Linked DNA regions of Homo sapiens: region 2 is linked to region 1. Evidence: chromatin contacts called from ENCODE POLR2A ChIA-PET data. All regions are on one chromosome and are shown on one strand. Each heading gives the region's core, a stretch centred on a gene start or an enhancer-like site at or near the end of the contact. The rest is flanking DNA. Distances are from core to core; before and after follow the strand shown. Region 1 has its middle 4.7 kb from the start of EEF2. Region 2 overlaps DPP9 (dipeptidyl peptidase 9).

The links. ChIA-PET counts read pairs that join two places held with the same protein, here RNA polymerase II (POLR2A).
Region 2: POLR2A ChIA-PET joins it to region 1 with 10 read pairs in activated naive CD4-positive, alpha-beta T cell. The contact joins two enhancer-like sites. POLR2A ChIA-PET finds 5 or more read pairs at or near these places in 2 of 52 experiments (GM10248 and activated naive CD4-positive, alpha-beta T cell).

Annotation. Positions count from the first base shown.
Region 1 is chr19:3,986,279-3,994,130 of GRCh38, forward strand. No RefSeq gene overlaps it. Among named protein-coding and RNA genes, the nearest start is that of EEF2, 4.7 kb to the left of the region's middle. RefSeq lists enhancers at 1,437-1,938, 1,939-2,438. Within about 2 kb of position 3,258, at least 17 of the 41 ENCODE cell types and tissues checked have a DNase peak (open chromatin) inside an H3K27ac peak, as active enhancers do.
Region 2 is chr19:4,701,480-4,709,331 of GRCh38, forward strand. It overlaps DPP9 (dipeptidyl peptidase 9), which reads right to left. Exons shown (of 22, transcript NM_139159.5): 5 at 4,379-4,491; 6 at 2,652-2,825; 7 at 2,407-2,575; 8 at 1,124-1,237; 9 at 548-676. Among named protein-coding and RNA genes, the nearest start is that of DPP9, 18 kb to the right of the region's middle. RefSeq lists enhancers at 2,229-3,428, 2,451-2,951, 2,952-3,452. Within about 2 kb of position 3,437, at least 7 of the 41 ENCODE cell types and tissues checked have a DNase peak (open chromatin) inside an H3K27ac peak, as active enhancers do.

The DNA of each region.
Region 1 (7,852 bases), core at 2,008-4,507:
GTCCCAGGCACCCGGCTAAGCGGTTTACTGGCACAATTTCATTTTCTATTTCATTTCCTCTCCAGGGGGAGGCGCAGGAAGACTGTTTAGCATTTGTGTCCTAATCTGACCCTAAGAAACAGTTGAATGTATTTCATATCTCATGAATTGGCATTCAATTGTGTAACTCTATCCCTTATGAAAAGCCCAACCCGCTGTTTAGCACATAGTAGGTACTCAGCATTTCTTGCATGAATGATGTTCTCACAGTGCAAATGAACCCCCTGCGGTACATCTTTCCTTAAACTCACTTTGTGAAACAGGAGAGCCACTGCAGTGCTTTTCCTGGGCTGGGAGAGGGGGAGGTGTGGATCCACAAAAAGCAATGCAAATTCCAGCCTGGACTCTAAAATAAACCTGTACACTCCTCCCCCTCACGAATGCTTCGGGCACTTTGCTTTACAAAGCGCTGTCTCAACCTTGGGTTTCATTTAACGGATGATTGCTCTTCCTATCACCATTTAACCCAGTGGAAAACTGAAAAGTATCTTCCGAAAGGATTGAGGCTCTGAAAGGCAGAGGGCGCGGCAGGGAGCAGATGGGAGCGCCCGGGGTCCCTAACCACCTACACCTGTACCTGTGACGCGTTTAGTTAAGTTGCAAGTCAAGCGCATGCGCCATTTGGGGCATGAGTTTTTAGCAGAGGGGTAGTCAGTTTCGCATTATTAATAATAAAATTCTTCAAAATTTTTAAATGCACTGAGCACCTGCTACGTGTTGCGTTTCCTATTGGGGGCTTCGCAGCCGTTTTTTCCGTGCAAAGTGGGAGCATTTCAGAGATGTAATGGAAAGGTTTTCATTAAAAGAGGTGTCAGGCGAGAGGCGGAGGTTGCAGTTAGCCGAGATCGCGCCACTGCTCTCCAGCCTGGCGACAGAGCGAGATTCCGTCTCAAAAAAATTTTTAAAAATTTTAAAAATTAAAGAGGGGTTAGGCTGCTTGCGGTGGATCACGCCTGTAATCCCAGCACTTTGGGAGGCCGAGGCAGGCAAATCACCTGAAGTCAGGAGTTCGAGACCAGCCTACCCAATATGGAGAAACCCCGTCTTTACTAAAAATAAAAAAATTAGCCCGGCGTGGTAGTGAACGCCTGAAATCCCAGCTACTTTGGAGGCTGAGGCAGGAGAACCGCTTGAACCCGAGAGGCAGAGGTTGCAGTGAGCCGAGATCACGGCACTGCATGCACTCCAGCCTGTGCGACTGAGAGTAAGACTCTGTCTCAAAAAAAAAAAAAAAAAAAAAGGAGGGGGGGCTGTTCACAGGTATCCCGGAACTTAATAAAAGAGGGGTTGAATTTCTTCTCAAGTGCATGGGTTGCTTATTGAAAAATTCTAACATCATGTAATTTAAAGAACTAGGGGGAGAGCTTAAGGGAAAAAGGGGAATTTTCAACCCCATAACTGCAGGGATGGAGCCAGGTGTTGGCAGGGAAGGATCTCTCCCACTGTCATCCCCACATCCATGAAGAGCAGAATCCTGGAGTACCACAAGCAGCCACAACCAGGTCAGCTGTAATAAGTACAATAATAAATATACGCTGGGTCTTTTAGGGTGGGGACCAATAAAAAAATTCACCTCTGCAGAGAAGCTCCGCTGCGCATGCGCCTGCTGCGGCGCCAGGAGAGCTCAGAGACCGCAGTAGCGGCCCCTGCTGACCGACAGTCGCCAGTGCAGGCCTCTCGACACTGCCTTTTTTTTTTTTTTTTTTTTTTTTTTTAAGACCAAGTCTCGCTCTGTTGCCACGCTGGAGTGCAGTGGTGCGGTCTCAGCTCACTGCAGCCTCCGCCACCCGATTCAAGCGATTCACCTGCCTCAGCCTCCCGATTAGCTGGGATTACAGGCGCCTGCCACCACACCCGGGTAATTTTTTTGTGTTTTTAGTAGAGACAGGGGTTTCACCATGTTGGCCGGGCTGGTCTTGAACCCCTGACCTCGTGATCTGCCCGCCTTGGCCTCCTAAAGCGCTGGGATTACAGGCGTGAGCCACCGCGCCCGGCCAACACTGTCTTTTAACAGTTTATTGAGCGTTTACTAGGACCTGACCTCACGGTCCTTTAAATCAAATACTTCAGCTAACCTACCCACACCCTGGGCTTCGGGTGGCCTCCTTTACGCCTGAGAAAATGGAGACTCAGATAAGTTAAGTCATTTGCCCACGTTCACAGAGCTAGTAAAGGTGCAGCCAAATCCGACTCAAGTAGTGGTTTAATCGGGAAGGAGCCCGGTCCTGCAACCGTTGTCTAGATGCATTTCAGATTTGGGAAAACGGGCCGGGCACGGTGGTTTATGCCTGTAATCCCAGCACTTTGGGAGGCAGAGGCAGGCGGATCATGAGCTCAGGAGATTGAGACCATCCTGGCCAACATGGCGAAACCTTGTCTCTACTAAAAATACAAAAAAATTAGCTGGGTGTGGTGGCACGTGCCTGTAATCCCAGCTACTCGGGAGGCTGAGGCACGAGAATCGCTTGAACCTAGGAGGTGGAGGTTGCAGCGAGCTGAGATTGTGCCACTGCACTCCAGCCTGGGTGACAGAGAGAGACTCCGTCTCAAAAAAAAAAAAAAAAAAAAAGGCCGGGCGCGGTGGGTCACGCCTGTAATCCCAGCACTTTGGGAGGCCGAGGCGGGCAGATCATGGGGTCAGGAGATCAAGACCATCCTGGCTAACATGGTGAAACCCCGTCTCTACTAAAAATACAAAAAATTAACCGGGCATGGTGGCAGGCGCCTGTAGTCCCAGCTACTCGGGAGGCTGAGGCAGGAGAATGGCGTGAACCTGGGAGGCGGAGCTTGCAGTGAGCCGAGATCGCGCCACTGCACTCCAGCCTGGGCGACAGAGCGAGACTCCATCTCAAAAAAAAAAAAAAAAAACAAAAAACGTGGTGGCTCACGCCTGTAATCCCAGCACTATGGGAGGCCAAGGCGGGCAGATCATGAGGTCAGGAGTTCGAGACCAGCCTGGCCAATATGATGAAACCCCATCTCTACTAAAAATACAAAAATTAGCTGGGCATGGTGGCAGACACCTGTAGTTCCAGCTACTCGAGAGACTGAGGCAGGAGAATTGCTGGAACCCGGGAGGTGGAGGTTGCAGTGAGCTGAGATGGCACCATTGCACTCTAGCCTGGGCAACAGACCAAGACTCTGTCTCAAAAAAAAAAAAAAAAAAAGTGGATTTTGTCTTTTAGATGATTAAACAAATGGGTTCAGGGAGGCCTGGTGAGTCTGTGTAGTAAGAACAGGCGCAATGGCTCACGCCTGTAGTCCCAGCACTTTGGGAGGCGGAGGTGCGTGAATCACTTGAGGTCAGGAGTTGGAGACCAGCCTGGCCAACATGACGAAACCCCATCTCTACTAAAAATACAAAAATTAGCCGGGCATGGTGGCAGGCGCCTGTGGCCCCAGCTACTCAAGAGGCTGAGGCAGGAGAATTGCTTGAACTCAGGAGGCCGAGGTTCCAGTGGGCAGAGATCACGACACTGCACTCCAGCCTGGGTGATAGTGGGAGACTCCACACCCTGAAAAGAAAGAAAAAAGGCCGGGCGCAGTGGCTCATGCCTGTAATCTCAGCACTTTGGGAGACCGAGGAGGGCGGATCACAATGTCAGGAGTTAAGACAACAGCCTGGCCAGCATGGTGAAGCCCCGTCTCTACTAAAAATACACAAATTAGCTGGGCATGGTGGCGCGCCTGTAGTCCCAGCTACTCGGGAGGCTAAGGTAGGAGAATCGCTTGTCCCCGGGAGGCAGAGGTTGCAATGCGCCTAGATCGCGCCACTGCACTCCAACCTGGACGACAGAGCGAGACTCCATCTCAAAAAAAAAAAAAAAAGAAAAAGAAGATAATTGAAACAATTACCCTCCCAGGTAGAAAGTCCCTGCTGATGGGGTGCATCTGTTCAGCAGCGGTGTTGAGAGCTCAAGCTCTTTTTAACGCTTTGCCTTGCTGTCTCCAAAGTATTGCCTTCATCCTCATAGTTCAAAGTGTCCACCATCACATTCACGTTTCAGCCAATAGGAAGAAGGAAAGAGAAAAACAGGAAAAGAGTTTACATGCCACTCCTGCTATTGGTCAGAATGTGTCACGTGACCATACTCAGCTGCAAGGGTTGGTGGGAAATGTAGTCTTTTTTTCTGGGAGGCCATGTGTTCGGCTTAAAATTGTCTTTTTTTCTTTTTCTTTATTTCTTTTTTCTTTTCTTTCTTTTTTTTAGACGGAGTTTTGCTCTTGTTGCCCAGGCTGGAGTACAGTGACGCGATCTAGGCTCACTGCAACCTCCGACTCCCGGGTTCAAGCGATTCTCCTGCCTCAGCCTCCTGAGTAGCTGGGATTACAGGCGCACACCACCACGCCCAGCTAATTTTTTGTATTTTTAGTAGAGACGGGGTTTCATCATTTTAGCCAGGCTGGTATCGAACTCCTGACCTCAGATGATCCACCTGCCTCGGCCTCCCAAAGTTCAGGGATTACCAGCGTGAGCCACCACGCCCAGCCTTTTTCTTTCCTTCCTTCCTTCCCTCCTTCCCTCCTTCCTTCCTTCCTTCCTTCTCTTCCTTTCTTCCTTCGTTCCATCCTTCCTTCCTTTTTTTGTTCCTTCTCTCCTTTCTTCCTTCTTTTTTTTCTTTCCTTACTTGTTGTTTCTTTTTTCTTTTCTTTTTTGTTTTTCTGAGACAGAGTCTTGCTGTGTTGCCCAAGCTGCAGGGTGCAGTGGTGCATTCATAGCTCATTCTAGTCTTGAACTCCTGCGTTCAAGCAATCCTTCTGTTTCAGCCTCCATATTGGCAGGCACGCACCACCACATCCAGGTAATTTTTAAATTTTTTTAGAGTTAGAATCTCACTATGTCCCCGAGGCTGGTTTTGAGCTCCTAACCTCCAGGAACCCTCCTGCCTCTATCGATTTCTTTTATTTTATTTTTTGTAGAGACAGGGTCTTGCTGTGTTGCCCAAGCTGGTCTTGAACTCCTGGGTCCAAGGGATCCTCCTACTTCAGCTTCCCAAGGTGCCGGATGACAGGCATGAACCATTACACTCAGCCAGTTTTTTTGTTTTCCTTTTCACAAAGCACCAAAGAAGAAGCACAGTTGTGTTGTTTGTTGTTTTTTTGTTTGTTTGGGGGTTTTTGGGTTTTTTTGAGATGGGGTTTTGCTCTTGCTGCCCAGGCTGGGGTGCAATGGCGCGATCTCGGCTCACCACAACTTCTTCCTGGGTTCAAGCGATTCTCCTGCCTCAGCCTCCCAAGTAGCTGAGATTACCACGCCCGGCTAATTTTGTATTTTTTGTAGAAACGGGGTTTTTCCATGTTGATCAGGCTGGTCTCAAACTCCGGACCTCAGGTGATCCACCCGCCTTGGCCTCCCTAAGTGCTGGGAATACAGGCGTGAGCCAATGCACCCGGTCTAATTTTTGTATTTTTAGTAGAGACGGGGTTTCACCATGTTGGCCAGGATGGTCTCAATCTCTTGACCTTGTGATTCGCCTGCCTTGGCCTCCCAAAGTGCTGGGATTACAGGCGTGAGCCACTGCGCCCGGCCTTTTTTTTTTTTTTTAATTGAGATAGCGCAATCTCAGCTCACTGCAACCTCCCTTTCCCAGGCTCAAGCAATTCTCCTGCCTCAGCCTGTTGAGTAGCTGGAATTACAGGTGGCCGCCACCACGCCTGGCTAATTTTTGTATTTTTAGTAGAGATGTGGTTTCGCCATGTCAGCCAGGCTGGCCTCGAACTCCTGACTTCAGGAGATGGGCCCACCTTGGCCTCCCAATGTGTTGGGATTACAGATGTCAGCCACCATACCCAGCCTTTTTTTTTTTTTTTTTTTTTTGAGATGAAGTCTCACTCTTGTACCCCAGGCTGGGGTGTAATGGCATGATCTCGGCTCACTGCAACCTCTGTCTCCCAGAATCAAATGATTCTCCTGCCTCAGCCTCCCGAGTAGCTGGGATTACAGGCGCCTGCCACCACACCCAGCTAATTTTTGTATTTTTAGTAAGGACAGGGTTTTATCATGTTGGCCAGGCTAGTCTCGAACTCCTAACCTCAGGTGATCCGCCTGCCTCGGCCTCCCAAAGTGCTGGGATTACAGGCGTAAGCCACCGCACCTGGCCTGTTTTCATTTTTAAACTTTTTTTCTTCTTTCAACTTATTTTAAGATCTGGGGTACATGTGCAGGATGTGCAGGTTTGTCATACAGGTAAATGTGTGCCATGATTGTTTGCTGCACAGATCAACCCATCACCTAGGTATTAAGCCCCACATCCCTTAACTATTCATCCTGATGCTCTCCCCGCCCCCCACCCCCACGTCCTAAATTTTTTTTTTTTTTTTTTTTTGAGAAGGAGTCTTGCTCTGTCGCCCAGGCTGGAGTGCAGTGGCGCCATCTCAGCTCACTGCAAGCTCCGCCTCCTGGGTTCACGCCATTCTCCTCCCTCAGCCTCCCGAGCAGCTGGGACGACAGGCGCCCACCACCACACCTGGCTAATTTTTTATATTTTTAGTAGAGACGGGGTTTCACCGTGTTAGCCAGGATGGTCTCGATCTCCTGACCTCTTGATCCACCCACTTTGGTCTCCCAAAGTGCTGGGATTACAGGCAGGAGCCACCGCGCCCGGCCAATTTTTTATTTTTTGTAGAGACAGGGCCTCCCTACGTTGCCCGGGTTAGTCTTAAACTCCTGGACTTAAGCAATCCTCCAGCCTTAGCTGCCCAAAGTAAGGGTATACAGGTGTGAGCCACTGGGCCTGGCCAACATTTCTTATTCTGAAATAATTATAGATTCAAAGGGAGCTGCACATATAGGACAAACAGGTCCTACGTGCCTGTCACCAAGCTTCCCTCAGTGGTCACATCTTATGTACAACATCCGAACAAGAAATATGACATTAGTACAATGTGTGTATACATTTCCAAGTTATTGTAGCTGGACACTGTGGCTCATACCTGGAACCCAGCACTTTGGGAGGCCAAGGAAGGAGGATCCCTTAAAACCAGGAGTTTGAGACCAGCCTGGGCAACATACTGAGACCCTATCTCTAAAAAAAAAAAAAAAAATTAGCTGGGGGTGGTGGCACATGCCTGCAGTCTCACCTCCTAGGGAGGCTTGAGCCCAGGAGGTCAGGGCTGCAATGAGCTATGATCATGTCACTGCACTCCAGCCTGGGCGACAGAATGTGACTCTGTGAAAACAAAAACAAAGGCTGGGCGCAGTGGCTCACGCCTGTAGTCCCAGCACTTTGGGAGGCTGAGGCGGGTGGATCACCTGAGGTCAGGAGTTTGAGACCAGCCTGGCCAACATGGTGAAACCCTGTCTCTACTAAAAATACAAAAATTGGCCACGCGTGGTGGTGAGCACCCGTAATCCCAGCTACACGGGAGGCTGAGGCAGGAGAATCGCTTGAACCCGGGAGGCGGAAGTTGCAGTGAGCCGAGATCACGCCACTGCACTCCAGCCTGGGCAACCAGAGCAAAAGTTTGTCTCAAAACGTATGTATAAATAAATAAAACAAAAACATACAGAACTATTTCATCACCACAAAGATCACTCTTCTGTTACCTCCCTATTGTCACAACTATTCCCCTCCCCATGGCCCTGCCCTGATCCCTGGAAACAACTGACCTGTGTTCCAGCTCTATAATTCTGTCATTTCAATAACCTTTTTGTTGTTGTTCTTGTTGTCATTGTTTCGAGACGGAGTCTCACTCTGTCGCCCAGCTGGAGTGCAGTGGTGCAATCTCAACTCACTGCAACGTCTGCCTCCCGGGTTCAAGTGATTCTCCTGCCTCAGCCTCCCGAGTAACTGAAATTACAGATACCCGCCAC
Region 2 (7,852 bases), core at 2,187-4,686, 720 kb after region 1:
ACAAACAAACAAACACCACTGTAGTGTGAGGGCCAAATCCAGCCTGCCTTCTGTTTTTGTATGGCTGAAAATCCTTCTTTCGTTCTGAGACGGTTAAGAAAACAAACAAACAAAACAAGAGTGACATTTTCGCTAATATGAAAATCATATGTATCTCAAGGTGAATTATTTGTAATCCAAACTTCAGTCAAGTTTCCTTGGCACATGGCTACGCCCATTCCTGCACGTGCCACTTCTGTGCTCCAGCAGCAGGGTGGGGCAGTTGCAAGAGAGCCTGCCTTCGTCTGGCCCTGGAAGCCTGAGATACCTGTGCCCTCATCCCTTCCAGAGACAGCTTGCTCACTTCTGAGCAATATGATCCGGTGGCCATGGTAAGCCAGGAGAAAGGGGCGGCCCCTGCAGGGCAGAAGCCTTCCTTCTACACCCCCATAGATGCCCAGAGCACACACATGCAGCTCAGAGGGCCTGGGGGACAGTGCACCTCACCAGCCATGCCCCAGGGGCCTCAGATCCCCGGCCCAGCCCCTCACATGTACCGGGCACTCACCTGTCCTGGGGTACCGATACGAGTCCGTCTTCCTTTCTTCTAGCGCAGGAGAGGGGACGTGAATGACCTCCACCTCGGACTCATCGACTTCCTCATACAGGATTCGCAGCGTCTTGAGGCCCTCTGAACCTTGGGTGGGGTGGTGGAAAAACTGCTGAGGGTGCCAGAGGCAGAGTCCCTGCCATCAGCACCCCCCGCCCCCTGCAGCACCGGGGCCTGAAGATGGGCACCGAGGGCTCTGAAACCAGAACCCCGGCTCTGCCATTCGCTAGACCTTATGCCAGTCCCAACTCTCTGGGCTTCAGTTTCCTCCCCTGTGCAGTGGGAAGCAGAGCAGGGCTACTCCCAGCATGAACTGGCATGGGAAGTGGCCACGTGGGGTGTAACGGGCTGAACTGTGTCCCCTCTTAGGGCAACAGCGATGTCTACAGTCGTTAAGGAACTCTCTAGGTGTTGGTATTGACAGACTGTGGAGGTGGTTTGAGGTGAAAGGAGTAAGGCGCAGGAAGGACACAGCCTGTGATTCCAGGAGGAAAAGCACGCCCGGGAGCATGTTGAAAAATGGAAGGGACCTACCTTCCCAGGAGGCTGTGGGGCACCACCAGTACCCAGTGAAGCGGTCGAACTCTTCCTGTATGACGAAGGTGGCCACACCCGCAGACTTGGGGTCATCCAGGACATTGGATAAACCTAGGGGGAGGGACGGAGAGCATCAACAAGGGGTGAGCAGCCTGCTAACACTGGGGACAGCCAGGGGCTCAAGGAGAGCATGAGAGAGAGGGAGAGAGAAGGAGGGAAGGAAAGGGAAGGAGAGGGGGAGGGAGAGGGAGGGAGAGGGAGGGAGAGCTCGGAGCCGACTGCTTTCAAGCAGGGTTGCTCCACCCCACACTGTGGACACTGGGGCCCTCTTGGTCTCTGGGGTGGGGCCGTCCAGGGCACAGCAGGGTGCTGAGCAGTGTCCCTGGCCTCCACTCACCCCATGGCAAGCCAGGAGCACCCCCGCCCAAGTGTGCCGTCTAAAAACGTCTCTGGACATCGCCGAGTGGCCAGGTTTGGAAAGTGGGGCCCGGGCTTATGGGACGGAGAGGCAGCGATCAGTGACTTGAAACCAAGACAAGGAAGGATGGGGTCACTTCTGATGAGCAAGGGAGTGGAGAGAACACGCAGGAAGCAGGTGAGATGTGGCCTTGACTTGATGGGGCTGGACAGGCAGAGTGGAGGGGAAGGTGTGCAGGGGCAGAAATGCCCAGGGGCACCTGGAAGAGGGTCCAGAGCACCGTGGCTGGGCTGACGCCTGCAGCAGAAAACCACAGAGCGGCAGGGTGCGGTAGCTCATGCCTGTAATCTCAGGACCTTGGGAGGCCGAGGCAGGTAGATCATTTGAGGTCAGGAGCTCAAGAGCAGCCTGGCCAACATGGGGAAACCTCGTCACAACTAAAAATACAAAAAAAAAAAAAAAATTAGCCAGGCGTGGTGGCGGGCACCTGTAATCCCAGCTACTCGGGAGGCTGAGGCAGGAGAATCACTTGAACCCAAGAGGCGGAAGTTGCAGTGAGCCGAGATCATACCACTGCAGTCCACCTGGGCACTCCCGCCTGCGCTCCCGCCTGGGCAACTGCACTCCCACATGGGTGAGACTCTCTCAAAAAAAAAAAAAAGAAAGAAAGAAAGAAAGAAAACTACAGAGCGGCAGGGACGCCAGGACCTCCCGGGAGACATGGTAGGCTACAGAAGGTATGCACGGGAGGGTGGCTTGTGAGGGGTGTGTGCAGGAAGACCCTGGCTGTGGGGGCAATGGGGCCTTTCTGGAAGCTGGCCAGGTGGCTATGGTGGCCGTGCACAGGAGGGGCTGGCCCCACCTTGGTGGCAGAAGGTCAGCCGCCGCTCCTCGCCTGTCTCGATGTTGGCCACCCACAGGTCGCTGTTATTGATGAAGGAGAAGAAGGCAGGGTCGGCAGGGCAGATTTTGGGGTCCATCCGGGGCCCTGAGCACTGGGTCTTGATTTCCAGCGGTTTCATAGGGGACACCTGAGGACAGAGACGCCCAGCTCAGGGGGAGGGGCCCTCCACGCCACCCCCGCACACAGCCAGGGCCAGGGCTCACCATGAAGCCGTTCTTGCCGCCGTCGCGGCAGTGGAAGAGGCTGTTGCTGGCCTGGAAGAGGAAGAGGCCACTCTCGCTGTGGAAGTCGTAGGAGGTGATGCCGAAGACCCCCAGGCGTTTCCGCTCCCTCAGCAGCTCCTCCTCCCGAGAGTAGACCCCATGGTGGGGCGTGGCCTGGAAACATACAGGGGACAGGGGGCAGCGTCAGTGGGCAAAGAGGATCTCCCGCTGGCCAGGGCAGAGATCCTCGGGCTGGGGCATTCCCAGGGAATCTGACTTCGGGCCTCGCCAGAGAGAACTTCCTGTACTGGGCAGAATTGGCTGCCGGAGCCCTTGACACAGTGGGTGGCCAAAGATTGCCAGCGAACCTGGCCCTGCAGGACTGGCTGAGTGTCCTAGGAGGTGGCAGGGGAGACTCTGGGGCCAGAAGCCTCCTCACTTCCTGAGTTCCCTCCCCACAGACCCTCTCCATAGCAGATGGGGGCCCCTGGGAGGGGCTGTCCCTGCCCCACACCACCGGAGTACTCTCTCCGGGTCCCTAGTGCCATTCTTACAGACTCCCCACCCTCCTACCCTATTCACAATCCCTTCCCATCAAGAGCTTTCAATTTCGTAATCCCAGCACTTTGGGAGGCCGAGGTGGGCAGATCACGAGGTCAGAAATTCGAGACCAGCCTGGCCAATATGGTGAAACCCCGTCTCTACTAAAAATACAAAAATTAGCCGGGTGTGGTGGCACGCGCCTGTAGTCCCAGCTACTTGGGACGCTGAGGCAGAAGAATCACTTGAACCGGGAGGCAGAGGTTGCAGTGAGCCGAGATTGCGCCACTGCACTATAGCCTGAGTGACAGAGTGAGACTTTGTCTCAAAAAAAAAAGCAGAATCAAAAGCAAAATTACCCCTACACTCTGTGGAAAGCAGTGTAAACACAAGGACACTGGCTTGGGGACTCAGAGACAGGCCAAAGTGAGGGCCAGTGAACCAGTGGTGGAGAAAGTGGGAGTGTCACGATCTCAGCCACTGTTAGATATCATTATTGTTACATTGTTATGTTTATGTTGTTACTATGTTATAATGTTATGTTATTTTTATTGCTATATTGTTACTATTTTAGAGACTGGGATTCGCTGTCTCCCAGGCTGGAGTGCAATGGTGAGATCACGGCTCACTGTAGCCTTGCCCTCCTGGGTTCAAGAGATCCTCCCATCTCAGCCTACCAATTAGCTGGAACTACAAGGCGAGTGCCACCAGGCCTGGCTAATTTTATTTTTTGTAGAGACAGGCTCTTGCTGTGTTCCCCAGTCTGGTCTCAAATTCTTGGGCTCAAGCAATCCTCTTGCCTCGGCCTCCCAATCATCAAACACAAAAACACGCCAATCAATGCAAAAGGCATTTTTCCTCCCTCAACTATCCCCAGAGAGCCAACACTGGATGAGATTGATGATTAACCAGTCTCTCTAAAAGGGCCTCAAGCCAAGTTAATTCCCAATCTTTGGTGATGCCGTTAAAAGGAAGAGATGCTTTTGGTAAGAGTTTCTCTGTCGCTTGAGTACAGGTGGTCAGGGGGAGGAGGGAAGGCTCACCCGCCAGAGTCCACAGGACGGAGGGTTTGTGGGAACTCACAGCCGGTGGGGCAGAGAGGTGACCGAAGGCATGTATGGCCTGTGGGGCTGGCCTTTGCCACCTCCTCGCCCACGGTAGGGCCCACGCCTAATAGCACAGCTTACCTGGAAATGATCCAGCATCTGCTTCCAGGACAGGAGCAGCAGAGCCTCTTTCCGGACCTTCTTGGGAATCTCAGAGTAGAGGAGGGAGTTCTCTCGGCTGCCATATGGCATTCCTAAAGGGAGAAAGGAAACACCCAGAACGGGTACCCTGGCTCAGGATGGGGAGACGCCCTCAGCCTGCAGCTGGGCCCAGCTGGTTCCCTCTGCTTCTAGAACATTCTGCCAGGCCGCCGGCGGGACAGCCCTCCCCGGAAAGCTATGGATCCTGGGTTTGCTTAAGTAGGCAGTAGGGCCTTCCACCTGAGATATTTCTGCTGAATCTCACGGCCTGAATTACCGAAGAAACAGCACACAAGAGGCTGGGCATGGTGGCTCTTGTTTGTAATCCCAGCACTTTGGGAGGCCGAGGCGAGAGGACTGCCTGAGCCCAGGAGTTTGAGACCAGCCTGGGCAACATAGCAAGGCCCCGTCTCAAAAAAAAAAAAAAGAATAAAATAAAAGAAAAAAGAAAGAAAAATAAATCGCACACAAGAGAACAAGAAGGGCAGTCAGAAACAAACATCCAACTCTCAACAGGTTGGGTTCGGCTCTCCAAGGCCCTTTATCAAGGCTTTTGCAGACGACAAGAATTTAATATAGGATTAGAGGGAGGGCAAAACCATCAAAAAGGAATGAGGGCCAGGCGACATGGCTCACGCCTGTCATCCCAGCACTTTGGGAGGCCGAGGCAAGCAGATGACTTGAGGTCAGGAGTTCGAGACCAGACTGGACAACATGGTGAAACCCCATCTCTACTAAAAACACAAAAATTAGCCGGGCGTGGTGGCACGCGCCTGTAATCCCAGCTACTCGTCAGGCTGAGGCAGGAGAATCACTTGAACCTGGGAGGCAGAGGTTGCAGTGAGCCGAGATTGCGCCACTGTAGTCCAGCCTGGGTAACAGAGCAAGATTTTGTCTCAAAAAAGGGAATGGGGAAGCGTGCACCTGGTCCAGTATTTCCCAACCTCGCCCCTAATTACATTCGGGCCTGGACCATCCTCCGGGGTGGGGCTGTCCTGACCACTGCGAGGCGCTGAGCAGCATCCCTGTCCTCCGCCCACTCCATGCCAGGGGCACCCCACAGTCGTGACAACCACACATATCCCCAGGCATCTCCCAGTGTCCCCTGCAGGGGCAGAATCACCCCGACCTCAAACCACTGATTTAATCGAAGCTTCTGTAGAAAATGACGGTAGTGAGAGCTGCCAAGCGAGGGTTTTGGGTGGATTACATGAGGTAAGAAACGTAAAGCTCTCGGCACAATGTGTGTGACCCTCTGTGAAATCAGCGTATTTCATCAGTAAGCCGCGGCTTTCCACCTACGCATGTCTCTGGGCTTGGGATGGGTCTTACTGCGGAAGGCGCAATCAGGTCCTTAGTGGCAAATAAAATAACTGTGTATTTTCCAAATGGTCATGTCTTAGATCTGCTGGATGACAGTACAATTGTCATTAGAAAAGGGAATGGCAGAAGCAGGATGGTAACCCCTGGGAAGCCTCGGTTTCCCCTCTCCATGCGACACCACTGAAAAACCGGGACAGGGCTCCTCCAAGCATAAAGCTGTCCAGTAGCCCACAAACGTGACATGACTAACGACAAGTCACAGACAGCCCGGTGCCCTGGCCCCTCCTTGCTCTACTTTCAACCCTGAGTTTCTCCAGGACGAAGCCTCGGATTGGTGCTGTCCTGTCCTCTTTTCAGGACCTCCTCATACTCGCTTTTTTTTTTTTTTTTTTTTTTTTTTTCTGAGACACAGTCTCGCTCTGTCGCCCAGACTGGAGTGCAGTGGCACGATGTTGGCTCACTGCAGCCTCTGCCTCCCAGGTTCAAGCAATTCTCCTGCCTCAGCCTCCAGAGTAGCTGGGATTACAGGCGCCCACCACCACACCCGGCTAATTTTTGTATTTTTAGTAGAGATGGGGTTTTACCATGTTGGCCAGGATGGTCTCGAACTCCTGACCTCAGGTGATCTGCCCACCTTGGCCTCCCAAAATGCTGGGATAACAGGCATGAGCCACCACACCCGGCCCTTGCTTGCTTTTAAGAGGAGAACAGGAAGGCCACAAGCTCGCCGCCTCTGGGATTAGTGCTTAATTAGTAATATCTGTGCCATTTTTATTTCTTGTTACAGGCAGCCGCAGGGTCCTCCAGTTCCTCCTGCTTGCTTTCTGTGTCCTGACTGAAAATCACAGACTGCCCTGACCTCTGTGGCTCAGCCAGCTGCAGGTTTTTCCCTACAGGCTTGAACCAGAGCCTAGAACATTCCCAGGCACTGATAAATACCGAAAGCCAGCCCAGGCCCTGAGCCAAAATCCTTAAACCCTCACATAAACTCCATACCCTGACCCCCTTGCCGAGGACACACCTGGCTGTAGAACACGCCTTTTCTCTGATGCCCATTGCAAGGACACTGAAGCCCACCCTGCACCGAAGACCCCCTGGAAAATGCTTTGGACTCATCCCCCTGGCATTTAGGGTTCCTTTCTTTGGAATCCCAACCAGCCCCATCTGGGGACGGTTCAGGGCACTCCCTTGTGGGAACTCCTCTGCTGCTGCTTTTGGGGTGACTGTAGCTGTGGGTTCAGTGGGATGAAACAGAATCTTCTCACTATTCACAACAGCAAAGACATGGAATCAGCCTAAATCCATCAACGGTAGACTGGATAAAGAAAATGTAGTACATATACACCACGGAGTACTCTGCAGCCATAAAAAAGAATGAGATCATGTCCTTTGCAGGGACATAGATGGAGCAGGAGACCATTATCCTTAGAAAAGTAATGCAGGAACAGAAAACCAAATACCACATGTTCTCACTTTATAAGTGGGAGTTAAATGATGAGAACACATGGACACATAGAGCAGAACAGACACTGGGGCCTATTGGAGGGTGGAGGGTGGAGGGGGAGCAGCAGACAAAATAACTATCGGGTACTAGCCTGGGTGATGAAATAATTTATACAACAAACCCCCGTGACACAAGTTTACCCAAAGAACAAACCGGCACATGTGCCCTTGAACCTAAAAGTTTGTTTTCTTGAGAGAGAGTCTCGCACTGTCACCCAGGCTGGAGTGCAATGGTGCAATCTTGGCTCGCTGCAACCTCCACCTCCTGGGTTCATGCGACTCTCCTGCCTCAGCCTCCCGAGTAGCTGGGATTACAGGAGCACAACACCACACCCGGCTAATTTTTTGTAGTTTTAGTAGAGACAGGGGTTTCACTATGTTAGCCAGACTGGTCTTGAAATTCTGACCTCGTGATCTGCCTGCCTCGGCCTCCCAAAGTGCTGGGATTACAGGCGTGAGCCACCACACCCGGCCAGTTGTTTGTTTGTTTTTTTTTTTAAAGAAAGAAACAGCAACTTCTAGTTGTGGCAAGGAACACAGGTTTCCCACGCATGAGGAAGCGCGCTTGTGAAGTACAGTAGTGACGGA